Linked DNA regions of Homo sapiens: regions 2, 3 and 4 are each linked to region 1. The links are chromatin contacts, found by Hi-C or POLR2A ChIA-PET in ENCODE. All regions are on one chromosome and are shown on one strand. Each heading gives the region's core, a stretch centred on a gene start or an enhancer-like site at or near the end of the contact. The rest is flanking DNA. Distances are from core to core; before and after follow the strand shown.

Region 1 (3,734 bases), core at 223-2,722:
ATGCTAAACTCGATTTTGGCTTCAGCTACATTTGCATATTGTCCAACAATGGTCTATTTTTGTAAGAATTAGATAAAATGTATACTTGATATAAAATAGTCAAAAATGTAACTCTTAGTAACAGTAAGCTTGGCATTTAGATAGACCATGAACACTTCGTCAGATACTCTGTTGGGTGTTTGGGATAGCAATTAAAACAAAGTATTGATAGTTGTATCAGAGTCTATTAGGCTGCAGCAAAGGAAGTTTATTCAAAAGTATAAACTATCCAAGATTATAGACGCATGATATACTTCACCTATTTTTTGTCTCCTTAATATGTATATATATATATATATATATATATATACACATATATGTGTGTGTGTATGTGCGTGTGCATGTTTAACTTTTAATTCAGTTAAAAACTTTTTTCTATTTGTTTTTCATCTGGATATTTGATTCTGCATATCCTAGCCCAAGTGAACCGAGAAGATCGAGTTGTAGGACTAAAGGATAGACATGCAGAAATGCATTTTAAAAATCTGTTAGCTGGACCAGACCGACAATGTAACATAATTGCCAAAGCTTTGGTTCGTGACCTGAGGTTATGTTTGGTATGAAAAGGTCACATTTTATATTCAGTTTTCTGAAGTTTTGGTTGCATAACCAACCTGTGGAAGGCATGAACACCCATGTGCGCCCTAACCAAAGGTTTTTCTGAATCATCCTTCACATGAGAATTCCTAATGGGACCAAGTACAGTACTGTGGTCCAACATAAACACACAAGTCAGGCTGAGAGAATCTCAGAAGGTTGTGGAAGGGTCTATCTACTTTGGGAGCATTTTGCAGAGGAAGAAACTGAGGTCCTGGCAGGTTGCATTCTCCTGATGGCAAAATGCAGCTCTTCCTATATGTATACCCTGAATCTCCGCCCCCTTCCCCTCAGATGCCCCCTGTCAGTTCCCCCAGCTGCTAAATATAGCTGTCTGTGGCTGGCTGCGTATGCAACCGCACACCCCATTCTATCTGCCCTATCTCGGTTACAGTGTAGTCCTCCCCAGGGTCATCCTATGTACACACTACGTATTTCTAGCCAACGAGGAGGGGGAATCAAACAGAAAGAGAGACAAACAGAGATATATCGGAGTCTGGCACGGGGCACATAAGGCAGCACATTAGAGAAAGCCGGCCCCTGGATCCGTCTTTCGCGTTTATTTTAAGCCCAGTCTTCCCTGGGCCACCTTTAGCAGATCCTCGTGCGCCCCCGCCCCCTGGCCGTGAAACTCAGCCTCTATCCAGCAGCGACGACAAGTAAAGTAAAGTTCAGGGAAGCTGCTCTTTGGGATCGCTCCAAATCGAGTTGTGCCTGGAGTGATGTTTAAGCCAATGTCAGGGCAAGGCAACAGTCCCTGGCCGTCCTCCAGCACCTTTGTAATGCATATGAGCTCGGGAGACCAGTACTTAAAGTTGGAGGCCCGGGAGCCCAGGAGCTGGCGGAGGGCGTTCGTCCTGGGACTGCACTTGCTCCCGTCGGGTCGCCCGGCTTCACCGGACCCGCAGGCTCCCGGGGCAGGGCCGGGGCCAGAGCTCGCGTGTCGGCGGGACATGCGCTGCGTCGCCTCTAACCTCGGGCTGTGCTCTTTTTCCAGGTGGCCCGCCGGTTTCTGAGCCTTCTGCCCTGCGGGGACACGGTCTGCACCCTGCCCGCGGCCACGGACCATGACCATGACCCTCCACACCAAAGCATCTGGGATGGCCCTACTGCATCAGATCCAAGGGAACGAGCTGGAGCCCCTGAACCGTCCGCAGCTCAAGATCCCCCTGGAGCGGCCCCTGGGCGAGGTGTACCTGGACAGCAGCAAGCCCGCCGTGTACAACTACCCCGAGGGCGCCGCCTACGAGTTCAACGCCGCGGCCGCCGCCAACGCGCAGGTCTACGGTCAGACCGGCCTCCCCTACGGCCCCGGGTCTGAGGCTGCGGCGTTCGGCTCCAACGGCCTGGGGGGTTTCCCCCCACTCAACAGCGTGTCTCCGAGCCCGCTGATGCTACTGCACCCGCCGCCGCAGCTGTCGCCTTTCCTGCAGCCCCACGGCCAGCAGGTGCCCTACTACCTGGAGAACGAGCCCAGCGGCTACACGGTGCGCGAGGCCGGCCCGCCGGCATTCTACAGGTACCCGCGCCCGCGCCGCCCGTCGGGGTGGCCGCCGCGCCCGGCAGGAGGGAGGGAGGGAGGGAGGGAGAAGGGAGAGCCTAGGGAGCTGCGGGAGCCGCGGGACGCGCGACCCGAGGGTGCGCGCAGGGAGCCCGGGGCGCGCGGCCCAGCCCGGGGGTTCTGCGTGCAGCCCGCGCTGCGTTCAGAGTCAAGTTCTCTCGCCGGGCAGCTGAAAAAAACGTACTCTCCACCCACTTACCGTCCGTGCGAGAGGCAGACCCGAAAGCCCGGGCTTCCTAACAAAACACACGTTGGAAAACCAGACAAAGCAGCAGTTATTTGTGGGGGAAAACACCTCCAGGCAAATAAACACGGGGCGCTTTGAGTCACTTGGGAAGGTCTCGCTCTTGGCATTTAAAGTTGGGGGTGTTTGGAGTTAGCAGAGCTCAGCAGAGTTTTATTTATCCTTTTAATGTTTTTGTTTAATGTGCTCCCCAAATTTCCTTTCATCTAGACTATTTGATTGGAAATATGTCAGCTATGATGATGACTTTCTGGGAAGCGATTCCTGTCACCCGCTTTCCCCTCCTCCCCACCCCACGTCCTGGGGCTTTAGAGAGCGATTGGGAGTTGAATGGGTCTGATTTCGGAGTTAGCTGGCTGAGTCCGCGCTGGAGCGGATTGCTGGCATGTGACTTCTGACAGCCGGAAATTTGTAGGTGTCCCGCGAGTTTAAAACAAGCCATATGGAAGCACAAGTGCTTAAAAATAATCTCCTGCCAGCCCAGTGACAAGCCTGTCCCACCCGGGGAGAATGCCCCGGAGTGGCGTGCGGGTCAGCCAGGGTCTGCGCCTCGCAGCCACTGTGGAAGGAGCGCGGCCGGTCCAGGACACAGGAGACCACTTTGTGACTTCAATGGCGAAGGTTGTGTGTCCTCATTTTAATTTTTTTCCCTACAAGAATTGTTCTTTCTCCCTCTCCTCTCCCTCCCATTTTCTCTTGCCCAGTTTCTCCTTTTGTTTTTTGTTTTTTGTTTTCCTGATGGGCCTGCAGAGGGATTAGGTGGGCGCTTCTGGTGAACACCTTCCTAGGTGGCCACAGGACAGGTGTACCCCGGACTGGGTTTGGAAGCTTCAGGGCGCCACATGGCTGGGTCCTGAATTAGGCATTTCCCAACTGTACACTGGTATCCGGACTGGTGTCCCTATATCTTTCTGCCTTGTAAGCCGTGGACCAGTTTTTGTTCAGTATTCTGTTTCCAGGGATATTTATAGCAGAAGGAAGGGGACTAAAGTGCAGTTTGGCCCCAGAGGATACTGAAGGGCAGATTCTGGGGGTATTCAGTGTGCATCTTCAGCCGCCTTGGAGAAATTTAGAGCATCCCACAGCCACGCAGATCCAAGCTGTCTTTACTCAAAAGACAAACAATGAACAAAACTTTTAAAGGTTGGCATATTTCAAATTAATTTTACTTGTTTTAATTTAGGGTTAAAACAGAGAAAAAGGATTTCTTCTGCCCACCTTTTTTTTTTTAAATGGAAGAACAAAGTACAGCGATTAAGTCTAATTCCACACAACATTTAAAACTGCTTGATG
Region 2 (3,708 bases), core at 105-2,604, 310 kb after region 1:
TTAATTGGTTTGGGGTATGGCCTGGGGTTCTACATTTTTAAAAGTTTCCTGAGAGAGTCTAATGTACAGACTTTGAACATTAATAATTTGGGAATAAGTCCCGTAATTTGGAAACCACTAGTGTACATTAAAGGAGGGTATGAGGCAAAGGAGGTTTTCATCTCTGGTGTGGGTGGGAGTGTAAATCATCACGACTTTTTTAGAAAGCAAACGGGCAGAATTTATTAAAATTTACTAAAAGAAGAATGTACATACCTTTTGATTCAGTAATTCCACTTTGAACAATACATCTTGGAGAAATAAAAGCAGCACTATCAAAAGATACACATGCATATACACGCAAGAGTGTCTACTGCAGCCGTGATTCCTAACAAACCCTGGAAGAAACCAGTGGTTGAAAAAGAGATACTGAGATCTCTAACTCAGTGAGGATGATGGCACAGGTACCAATATGTCTGTGGGACATCGTTAAGTGAAAAATGCAAGTTACAGAATAATAAGAATAGATCCAATTCTTAAAAATGTATATGTTGTTTGCATAAGAAAATCAAAAGGCCTAGAAAGGTAACATAAAAGCGGGAGATGATGTAGAGAGAGTAGATAGGAAACTTAGTTTTCTGTGAAACACAAGAGGATCTTTTGTAATCAAAATAATTGACTTTTTTTTAACAATTAGCCTTTAAAATAGACACATACACAGCGAGAAAGAAATGAGGCTTTTCCTAAGATGTATTAAAACTTGAAGTAACAAATATACTATATTATTAGTTATAGTACATACTTATATATTTGTATTATTTATATCTATTTTATTTTGTTTTTATATTATACAAATATATACATCATTATAATAAATTATACTACATACTGCTATAATTAAAACAGTAATGGCCAGGTAGATCTAACCATTGACTAGAGTTCAGAATAAAAATCCAGATTTATATGGAAACCAATTGTTCGGTGAAGCCAATATATTTTGAGTTAGTGGAGGAGGATGGGGAAGCTTGCTGTTACTGCTTGCTATCATGGCCAACTGGAGAGAGTTAAAGGGCCCAAAGATGGAGAAATCCAGTGCAGGTGGTAGCTTGGAAGCCCAGCCCTAGGGCTGAATGTGGTGCATTCTTAACAGGTTTCCAGGTAATATTGATTCTTTGAGCCACAGGTGAGCCAAACCCACTCTGAAAGCCATGGCTACTTACATCCCTACAGTGTCCACTCAACCTGTAAATCCCACAAGGAGGTGTGGGGCAAGGGGTGGACATGGCCTCCACTGGGTTCCTGCCAATAAATGGGGTTTGGGGTTGGCTGCCTGGAATTGCTGTCGAAGTTGGCAGCTGCTTGGCAGCTTTGCTTTCTGAGCCCAACAACAGCTCCAAGAATGTGTCCGGCAGGATTTAAGCCTGAGCTGGGAACGCACATCTGTGAGGCTCTGATGTGAATATTCAGCAGGGAGATCTGGATTTCTTCTCGATTGCCTGTAGCATCAAATCTGTGACGAGGCTTACCCAGGACTTTCTTCTCCTGACATAATTGCGGTTTTCAAATTCAGTTATGTTCCCACTCTTGTATTAGGTAACAGGTTAAGCAAATTCATGAGCCTGATTTATTTTTCTGTGACCTTCATATTTTAGAAAGATTATATCCAAGTCCCAACCGGCTTCCTCAGCTCCCTAGATTAAATGTTCTCATTGTTCAGCTTGTGTTACAGCACATCACCCTGCTTCTCATTAATCATTCCCAACTGTCCAGCCCCCTTAGCTTCCTTCGGCTGCAGAAGGCTGCACCTTGTTCATGCACTTATTCATCTGAGTGAGGGTTCTCTCCCAAATTTAGGCCTGTCTGTGGTAGCCTCCAGTGGATTCTTGGTGCATATTTTAAAACTTCAAGGGACAGGTTAGTGAGAAGCTGGGAATTGAAGAATAAAAGTCCTTCGCTTTCAGTTTCATTATCTTTGGGTGACTTTAGGTATGACAATCAGCCACAGTTACCCCAGGGTACTACTAAATCTAAAATTGAGATGACCACACTCAGAAAAACACCTGTTTCCTGAATTAACTTCTCAGTGTTATACCTAAGTGAAAAATTGCCTCCATGCTTATAAACCACTCCACCTGCCTCCATTTCTGCAGATGGACATTCATACTCTTCAAAAACACATCCCACTGTAACATAAACTGGGTGACCAAGAAGCTAAAAGCAGAGGAATTTGCTCATAGAAAATAGAGATCTAACAGCTTTAATCTCCCTTTCCTCCCCTAAATTAGATATTGTTTCTATTAAATTCCCTTCTAGTTTCCTCATTTGCCTTCATCCCATTTCAGGACATAACTGGTGCTGGGAAATATGGATTCTTCTCTATGTCAAAGGCCCACTGGTGACTGCTTTTAATGAGTCATTAAACAAGAACCCACCCAAATGCCCATCAATGATAGACTGGATAAAGAAAATGTGGCATGAATACACCATGGAATACTATGCAGCCATAAAAAAGAATGAGTTCTTGTCCTTTGCAGGGACACGGATGAAGACCATCATCCTCAGCAAACTAACACAGGAACAGAAAACCAAACACCACACGTTTTCACTCATAAGTGGGAGACGAACAATGAGAACACATAGACACAGGGAAGGGAGCACCACACACTGGGGCCTGTCAGGGGGGTAGGAGGTAAGGGGTGGGGGGCAAGGGGAGGGAGAGCATTAGGGCAAATACCTAATGCATGCAGGGCTTAAAACCTAGATGATGGGTTGATAGGTGCAGCAAACCACCATGGCACATGTATACCTGTGTAACAAACCTGCACGTTCAGTACATGTATCCCAGAACCTAAAGTAAAATAAAAAATAAAAATAAAACAAACAAACACAAGAACTTCTGAGGTCCTCCCCGAGAGGACTCCCCGAGGGAGCTTGGAGCAGTTCCTGCCACATAGTGGGCATTCAGTGAACTACTTGAGAGATTAATGTCTGTTGCTCTCCCCAGGCACTTCTGGACCTATCTGGTACACACTCAGGATATTTCAATTTCTCCACAATCCCCTGTGAAGGTTTGGCGATGGTGCTGGTGAATTGGTTGCACCGAACAAGGAACCTGTCCACTGGGCTGCTTTCAGGCAGCCCAGACCAGCCCTGGGAGGCCCGGCTTTTCTGGACACGATTAGCTTTCATAAATCATCTCTCTCCACTATTCTTTGCTTTACGATCTTTTATGTGGTTTGTCAATTAAGTTTTGTAGCTATAATGTCTTAATATTTGGCCCTGGGGTGTAGGCTATCAATCAATCTACTCTAACCTGCATTTTTATAGTAAATCTCAGGCCTCGGCATGTTGAATTTCCCATCTGGGCCTTCAGAAGTCTTCTCTTCTCACTTCTTACAAAAACAAGAGAAGCTACTGTGGGTCCATTTTCCAGGAGGGACATTCCTGCTCCTCAGCCATCATTTCCCAAAAAATCCTTTCATTTCTCCCGGGATTTCTTATTAAGTTACTACTTTTAGATTCTAATGCCTTATTTTTCCATGTTAGCTATATTGGATTCTTTGTTCACTTTTCTAATATTTCCCATTTGCTTGTGCAAATCTCCTTACCACCATGTTATTAACCCTTCCCTTCCCATCCTTCCTGGTCAGTGGATGGTCTCTTTATGCCCTTCCTCACCCAGCACTCACTTGGGACACCATTCCCTCTCTCCAGGCCACAGCAGGGCTC
Region 3 (3,802 bases), core at 1,093-3,592, 290 kb after region 1:
AATAAATAAAAAGGAGAATTTCAGGCAGTGATAAGAGTGCTGAGAAAAACAGAACGGTGTGAAAGAGGAAGGCTGAGCCTGCAGAGGCTTGAGGCTGCTGCCACTGGGTAGCGGTAGGCCTTTCCGAGGAGGCGGCATTTGAAGACCGGAGGAAGGTTCATCCCAGCAAGTAGGAACAGCAAGTGTAGGTCCCCTAAGTCTTGGGGGAGCTTAGTTCCTTTAAGGGCAGCACAAAAATCAGTGTGGCTCCGGAGAGCACATTAGGGGAGAGAGGCAGGAAGAGCTTGGAGACATGGATGGAAGCTGGACCAGTTGGGCCTTGTTGAACATGGAAAGGCATTTAGATCGTATTCTGAGTTAAATGGGAAGTGACGTGAGAGATTTAACAATGGAGCGTCTTGAACTGCTTTACTCATTTAAAATACCCACTCCTGCTTGGCTGAATATCTCATGTTGTCTTTTTAGAAGCTTTGGCGATCCTATTTGAATGCATTTAGGTCCTATTGGAGGGGAATAGGATCTCATTTGAGGCCACGGAGGTCCATGGAAGTCACCTGCATAGCAAATACCCTGAAAGTGGCTGCAGGGAGAGTGTGAGGGTGGGACCGCCCTGGTAGGAGGTGGAAAATGAAAAACACACGGCCATGAGTTCCAGATTAGGGCTTCTGAAAGCCCTCAGCTTTCCCAGCTCCCATCCTAAAGTGGGTCTTTAAACAGGAAGAAAGAAAGATTGCTAAGTGTCTTTGGAGTTCCTCTTCCTTCCCCTTCTAGGGATTTCAGCACTCCTGGGGCTCGGGTTGGCTCTAAAGTAGTCCTTTCTGTGTCTTCCCACCTACAGTAACAAAGGCATGGAGCATCTGTACAGCATGAAGTGCAAGAACGTGGTGCCCCTCTATGACCTGCTGCTGGAGATGCTGGACGCCCACCGCCTACATGCGCCCACTAGCCGTGGAGGGGCATCCGTGGAGGAGACGGACCAAAGCCACTTGGCCACTGCGGGCTCTACTTCATCGCATTCCTTGCAAAAGTATTACATCACGGGGGAGGCAGAGGGTTTCCCTGCCACGGTCTGAGAGCTCCCTGGCTCCCACACGGTTCAGATAATCCCTGCTGCATTTTACCCTCATCATGCACCACTTTAGCCAAATTCTGTCTCCTGCATACACTCCGGCATGCATCCAACACCAATGGCTTTCTAGATGAGTGGCCATTCATTTGCTTGCTCAGTTCTTAGTGGCACATCTTCTGTCTTCTGTTGGGAACAGCCAAAGGGATTCCAAGGCTAAATCTTTGTAACAGCTCTCTTTCCCCCTTGCTATGTTACTAAGCGTGAGGATTCCCGTAGCTCTTCACAGCTGAACTCAGTCTATGGGTTGGGGCTCAGATAACTCTGTGCATTTAAGCTACTTGTAGAGACCCAGGCCTGGAGAGTAGACATTTTGCCTCTGATAAGCACTTTTTAAATGGCTCTAAGAATAAGCCACAGCAAAGAATTTAAAGTGGCTCCTTTAATTGGTGACTTGGAGAAAGCTAGGTCAAGGGTTTATTATAGCACCCTCTTGTATTCCTATGGCAATGCATCCTTTTATGAAAGTGGTACACCTTAAAGCTTTTATATGACTGTAGCAGAGTATCTGGTGATTGTCAATTCATTCCCCCTATAGGAATACAAGGGGCACACAGGGAAGGCAGATCCCCTAGTTGGCAAGACTATTTTAACTTGATACACTGCAGATTCAGATGTGCTGAAAGCTCTGCCTCTGGCTTTCCGGTCATGGGTTCCAGTTAATTCATGCCTCCCATGGACCTATGGAGAGCAGCAAGTTGATCTTAGTTAAGTCTCCCTATATGAGGGATAAGTTCCTGATTTTTGTTTTTATTTTTGTGTTACAAAAGAAAGCCCTCCCTCCCTGAACTTGCAGTAAGGTCAGCTTCAGGACCTGTTCCAGTGGGCACTGTACTTGGATCTTCCCGGCGTGTGTGTGCCTTACACAGGGGTGAACTGTTCACTGTGGTGATGCATGATGAGGGTAAATGGTAGTTGAAAGGAGCAGGGGCCCTGGTGTTGCATTTAGCCCTGGGGCATGGAGCTGAACAGTACTTGTGCAGGATTGTTGTGGCTACTAGAGAACAAGAGGGAAAGTAGGGCAGAAACTGGATACAGTTCTGAGGCACAGCCAGACTTGCTCAGGGTGGCCCTGCCACAGGCTGCAGCTACCTAGGAACATTCCTTGCAGACCCCGCATTGCCCTTTGGGGGTGCCCTGGGATCCCTGGGGTAGTCCAGCTCTTCTTCATTTCCCAGCGTGGCCCTGGTTGGAAGAAGCAGCTGTCACAGCTGCTGTAGACAGCTGTGTTCCTACAATTGGCCCAGCACCCTGGGGCACGGGAGAAGGGTGGGGACCGTTGCTGTCACTACTCAGGCTGACTGGGGCCTGGTCAGATTACGTATGCCCTTGGTGGTTTAGAGATAATCCAAAATCAGGGTTTGGTTTGGGGAAGAAAATCCTCCCCCTTCCTCCCCCGCCCCGTTCCCTACCGCCTCCACTCCTGCCAGCTCATTTCCTTCAATTTCCTTTGACCTATAGGCTAAAAAAGAAAGGCTCATTCCAGCCACAGGGCAGCCTTCCCTGGGCCTTTGCTTCTCTAGCACAATTATGGGTTACTTCCTTTTTCTTAACAAAAAAGAATGTTTGATTTCCTCTGGGTGACCTTATTGTCTGTAATTGAAACCCTATTGAGAGGTGATGTCTGTGTTAGCCAATGACCCAGGTGAGCTGCTCGGGCTTCTCTTGGTATGTCTTGTTTGGAAAAGTGGATTTCATTCATTTCTGATTGTCCAGTTAAGTGATCACCAAAGGACTGAGAATCTGGGAGGGCAAAAAAAAAAAAAAAGTTTTTATGTGCACTTAAATTTGGGGACAATTTTATGTATCTGTGTTAAGGATATGTTTAAGAACATAATTCTTTTGTTGCTGTTTGTTTAAGAAGCACCTTAGTTTGTTTAAGAAGCACCTTATATAGTATAATATATATTTTTTTGAAATTACATTGCTTGTTTATCAGACAATTGAATGTAGTAATTCTGTTCTGGATTTAATTTGACTGGGTTAACATGCAAAAACCAAGGAAAAATATTTAGTTTTTTTTTTTTTTTTTGTATACTTTTCAAGCTACCTTGTCATGTATACAGTCATTTATGCCTAAAGCCTGGTGATTATTCATTTAAATGAAGATCACATTTCATATCAACTTTTGTATCCACAGTAGACAAAATAGCACTAATCCAGATGCCTATTGTTGGATACTGAATGACAGACAATCTTATGTAGCAAAGATTATGCCTGAAAAGGAAAATTATTCAGGGCAGCTAATTTTGCTTTTACCAAAATATCAGTAGTAATATTTTTGGACAGTAGCTAATGGGTCAGTGGGTTCTTTTTAATGTTTATACTTAGATTTTCTTTTAAAAAAATTAAAATAAAACAAAAAAAAATTTCTAGGACTAGACGATGTAATACCAGCTAAAGCCAAACAATTATACAGTGGAAGGTTTTACATTATTCATCCAATGTGTTTCTATTCATGTTAAGATACTACTACATTTGAAGTGGGCAGAGAACATCAGATGATTGAAATGTTCGCCCAGGGGTCTCCAGCAACTTTGGAAATCTCTTTGTATTTTTACTTGAAGTGCCACTAATGGACAGCAGATATTTTCTGGCTGATGTTGGTATTGGGTGTAGGAACATGATTTAAAAAAAAACTCTTGCCTCTGCTTTCCCCCACTCTGAGGCAAGTTA
Region 4 (4,041 bases), core at 331-2,830, 460 kb after region 1:
AAGAGTCTTTCTTTCAGAACCATCAATTAGCACATTAAAAAAAGTCATTTACTGTGGGCACGTGTGGTTACCATTTTACAAATTCAAAGCTTAATTGAGCCTTGAGAGGTCAGTGGTGTGATTATTAAAGGTGAGATCTCTGAAAAAGTACCCTTCACTCCCTCCATCACCATCACCAGAAACTGGCCCATTGCTAAGCTGGCTTGGAGAAAGTCTGACTAAAGGAGAAAGACCAAAGTAATGACTCAGCACCTAGGCAAGAGTTGATCCTTCCTGCCTGATTATTCTAATGGAATTTGAAAGGCCCTAAAATGTTGCACATCAAATGGGATTAGTTCTGAATGAGAGCTTTTCTACTCACATAGATTCATCTGTCAAAGGATAAATTATAATTTCAATATAACTCATTCACTACTTAATAAGCACTCACTAGACACTGTTCTAGAAGCTGGGAGTGTTTTGGAAGCCAGATGAGGGCCCTGGTGGGGAGTTAGACTATAAACAAACAGATAACTGAGCTGAAGATAAGGCCTACAGAGACTGATAATGGGATAGAAAGTTTTAGGGAGGCCTAAGGAAGCATCTTTAGAAGAGACAATTGCACTCTGCATGACGAGAGACCACCAGCCTTGCAAAGATCTAGAGTGAGGGCATTCAGACCCAGGGAACAGTTGGCACAAAGACCCTAAGGTGAAAGAAATTTGCCATTTCAGAGAGAACAGAGCAGTGAAGAGGACAGCAGGGCTGGCGTACCATGGGGCAGAGGAAGGATATTTTACAGGTTGCTTCCACGGAGGAGCCTCCTGCCATCTATTTCTGGAGCTGCTGCTCGCCTGCCCCTGGTTGTTCTTTGCAATGTCTGAGCACAACATGGGACCCAGCCATTCCAGCTCATCCAACCTAACTGCCCACAGAGACCCTTCTCTCGCTCTCCTATTTTCAGAGTTTTATACTCACCATTTTAGGGAAATAGATGGGATCTGTTTACCTTTCTGTTTCTTCTTTTTTTCATTAGAATCTCATGATTAAATTGTCTAATAGACTTTATCTTTATCTTTGCAAGGCGGTGTCGGTGCTTGAAGCTAAATGAACAGTAAAAACCTGTAGGTAATAGTATATAAAACTTTCTCCCAGATTCTGAGCCCACCCGAGCTCAGAGGTACTTCCTTTCCTTTCAGATGATCCAGCCAGAGATTGCAGTTTAGGTAGAACAACGGGGGTGCAATGGTCTAATATATGCTAGTTGCATTTTGCAAGACCTTCAGAATGGGTGACTAGTGACACTAAATTCTCCACCTTCTGCGGAATTTCTCAAAGATAAGCAGTGATTTTCCTAGAGATGGGAAGTTTGGGTGGATGGGCATTCTCCCAGAACTGGAACCCATGATTTTCTGCATGAAAACAGATTCTCTCTCATCTAAGACTCCACCACCTTCTAAGAATAAGCTCTAAAAGATCCTGGTTCTTCCAAGCAAAGTTGAAACAGCAGTTCAAAAGGAACCCATAGAAAATGGCCTCAAGAAATCAGTGGACGAGACTGAAAGTTGTCCCCATCAGAGCTGCTCCAGCTGCCAAAGTAGTGGCCCTGGCCATGACCTGCTGACTTGCTTTTGTGGGATCCAGGCCACTTCCTCTCTGCTTTTCTCTTCAGCAAAAATTTGTTTTTCAGAGCCCGGCCTGAAGACTCCCTTGGAAAATTCTCCGAGCCCTGAGCCCAACACGCTCTTCTACACCAGTTACTATGGTCTGATTGAGAGAGGTTGGCTCAAGTTCCTTACACCAAATTTGGATTTGGAACACTGACAATCGAAATGTTAGGTCTTAACAACTTCCTCACTTTTATATGCACAGATATATATTCAGATTCTATGCGGTTAGACTCAGTTTTTCAGTGAGTGAATTTTTCTCTGAATGATTTAGTCATTGTGAAACATAAGACTTGGACCACAGGAAGCAAACCATGATTAAGAATCCAGTTCAAATTTCATTCTCTTTCCCCTGGGGATAAGAAGGTGCAGCCAGAAGGAATGTAATTATGGTAATTACTTTCTCTGAGGTGTGATAACAGTTTTCTGCCATGCCTAGGGAATGCAGAGGTTAGGCGGTTTCTGTCACCAGTCCCCACTGGGTGGGGCTACATAAACTTTATTTTGGAAATACTAGAACAGTAACCACTTTTGCCAGGAACATTCCTTGGAAGATGAATGAGGACTGGGCAGTGCTAAACATTACATAAAACATTTCTTTATAAAGCTTTTTATTATTTTATGGGGCAATCTCTCTGTTCTTTTAATGAATGATAATGTGTGAAAAAGACCCAGCTTCATGAAGATACCACGTAATTCAGGAGATCTTACTACATGCCCTTAAGATCTTCACATAGAGAAGCAGTCTATTTGATAGGAAACAAAAAAGCATAGTCATTCACTGATACCCATGCAAGTCAAATTAGTTAAAAGGAATGGAGGTAAGAGGTATTACCATCTCCCAGCTTCAGTAGCACTAAGTAATGGTGTGCTTACAGACTTAGGAAGGTATTCCAACCCTCCTGAATCATCCAAGCCCCAATTAAAGAGCATTAACATTGCTGAGGGCTGCATTTAATGGATGATTTGTTTTCTGCAATTAACTTTAGTTAATTTCAGATTAACTCCAAATTATTTTTAGTTTTCTACATAAAGGGACATGATCCTTTTCATGGCAATAATAATGTAAACAGGGCTCCTTTTCTTCCCACAGATGGAAAAACAATCTTCCAGGAAGCTCTAATTATTTTAAAAGATCTAGTAATATTTTATATGCTGGGAACTTCATTAGATGAAAGATGATGGAATTTATAGATAGTTTAAAAATAAACAGTAACCAATTTCCATGTAGTAAAACACTACCACATTTTTCTGTATTTACACTTCACCCAATGTGGGCAGGGTCAGGACTTGACTCAGTTTAAAGAATTCCCGTGGACCTGGGCAGGATCTGCTGGGTGTGGACACCACAGTGGTGTGTACATGCTCAGTCCAGCCCGCTAAGTCTCAAGCCTGGCCTTTCAGCATAGCAGAAGCTTCTTCGTCTCAAAGAATGTGATTTGGAAACAGTTGGTTATTGTTATTAATTATTTTAACTGCTGCAATTTGAGCATTTATTGTATTACTTGCATTTAAATCCTCACTGTTTTTTTTCTTTTTGATTATTTTTTCCACATGTTCTAAAGAATTTTTTTAAGTTAAATATTATTATCCATATTTTACAGATGAGAAAACTGATCCGTAAGAAAGTTGTGGAAAATTTAAGGCTCTTGCCCCAGGTCACCTCGTTAATAATGAATGGGAAAAAGATAAACAGATTTCAATCCTGGCTTGTGGATATGCTTTCTTTGGCACACAAATTATTTTAAAATTTTAGATTTAAATGTCAACGTTTAAAAGTTGGGAGGCTTTAGAAATAAATCCACATTCCCTATCTCTTGAAAAACTAGAAGATCCAGCAATGCCACTTGTAAATTCTTGTGTGATAATAGCTAGAGCTTAGTAACAGCTGCTTCTTAGACAGGAGACCAGCTTGCCAAGGGCCAGGCTGGGCCTGCTCCCCTCATTGGTTTTGCCCTTCCCAGGCCACGAGACCTTGGAATTTGTGGTTCCTGCCTTGTTTAATCCCTCTTGTGCTTGTGAGTGAGGATCAGGCCGCCCCTTCCCTTACTACCTGCCTCTAGCGGTAGGGTGGGGCAAGGGAGTAATAAGAGCTTTATAAATGATTGCTATCCTACCTAGGAAACTTTCAAGGCTTTCCCTTTATTTTAGCTTCTTTAGAAATTAAGTTCATTCAGAGATCACCACTGAAAATAGAAGAAAGCATTATATATTAGACCTATAATAGCTGTTTACAAAACTAGGTGAATTGCTGTCTACTTTTACAGCTAGAAAATCATTCTACTTCTGTTCAGTTTTAGTATGTGTAACCTTTTCTTTTGACTTTAATTACAAAGTCACATTGCATGTGCATTTTCAAGTGTGTAAATCCAAGTGAAAAGTTATATTTTTTATT

What was found. A loop is a pair of places that touch in the nucleus more often than their neighbours do. ChIA-PET counts read pairs that join two places held with the same protein, here RNA polymerase II (POLR2A). Pooled maps may share reads with other maps.
Region 2: a loop to region 1 is called in a map of psoas muscle, with 2.6 times the contacts of the local background. The contact joins the enhancer-like site here to the promoter of ESR1 in region 1. A Hi-C loop is called at or near these places in 2 of 168 maps with a recorded cell type or tissue (gastrocnemius medialis and psoas muscle) and 8 of 50 pooled maps. POLR2A ChIA-PET finds 5 or more read pairs at or near these places in 1 of 52 experiments (WTC11).
Region 3: a loop to region 1 is called in a map of psoas muscle, with 1.9 times the contacts of the local background. The contact joins the enhancer-like site here to the promoter of ESR1 in region 1. A Hi-C loop is called at or near these places in 1 of 168 maps with a recorded cell type or tissue (psoas muscle). POLR2A ChIA-PET finds 5 or more read pairs at or near these places in 2 of 52 experiments (AG04449 and WTC11).
Region 4: a map of psoas muscle shows a loop between it and region 1 (5-fold over the local background). The contact joins the enhancer-like site here to the promoter of ESR1 in region 1. A Hi-C loop is called at or near these places in 1 of 168 maps with a recorded cell type or tissue (psoas muscle) and 7 of 50 pooled maps.

The regions. Positions count from the first base shown.
Region 1 is chr6:151,806,210-151,809,943 of GRCh38, forward strand. ESR1 (estrogen receptor 1) reads left to right here and starts at 1,473. Exons shown (of 8, transcript NM_000125.4): 1 at 1,473-2,155. The coding sequence starts at 1,704.
Region 2 is chr6:152,115,942-152,119,649 of GRCh38, forward strand. It overlaps a transcript of ESR1 not described here. Among named protein-coding and RNA genes, the nearest start is that of SYNE1-AS1, 260 kb to the right of the region's middle. Within about 2 kb of position 1,355, at least 4 of the 41 ENCODE cell types and tissues checked have a DNase peak (open chromatin) inside an H3K27ac peak, as active enhancers do; they include psoas muscle, where a contact is called at or near this core.
Region 3 is chr6:152,097,894-152,101,695 of GRCh38, forward strand. ESR1 (estrogen receptor 1) reads left to right here. Exons shown (of 8, transcript NM_000125.4): 8 at 839-3,802. The coding sequence ends at 1,073. Among named protein-coding and RNA genes, the nearest start is that of SYNE1-AS1, 280 kb to the right of the region's middle. RefSeq lists an enhancer at 707-1,208. Within about 2 kb of position 2,343, at least 16 of the 41 ENCODE cell types and tissues checked have a DNase peak (open chromatin) inside an H3K27ac peak, as active enhancers do; they include psoas muscle, where a contact is called at or near this core.
Region 4 is chr6:152,270,236-152,274,276 of GRCh38, forward strand. All of the region lies in intron 98 of SYNE1 (spectrin repeat containing nuclear envelope protein 1), which reads right to left. Among named protein-coding and RNA genes, the nearest start is that of SYNE1-AS1, 110 kb to the right of the region's middle. Within about 2 kb of position 1,581, at least 10 of the 41 ENCODE cell types and tissues checked have a DNase peak (open chromatin) inside an H3K27ac peak, as active enhancers do; they include psoas muscle, where a contact is called at or near this core.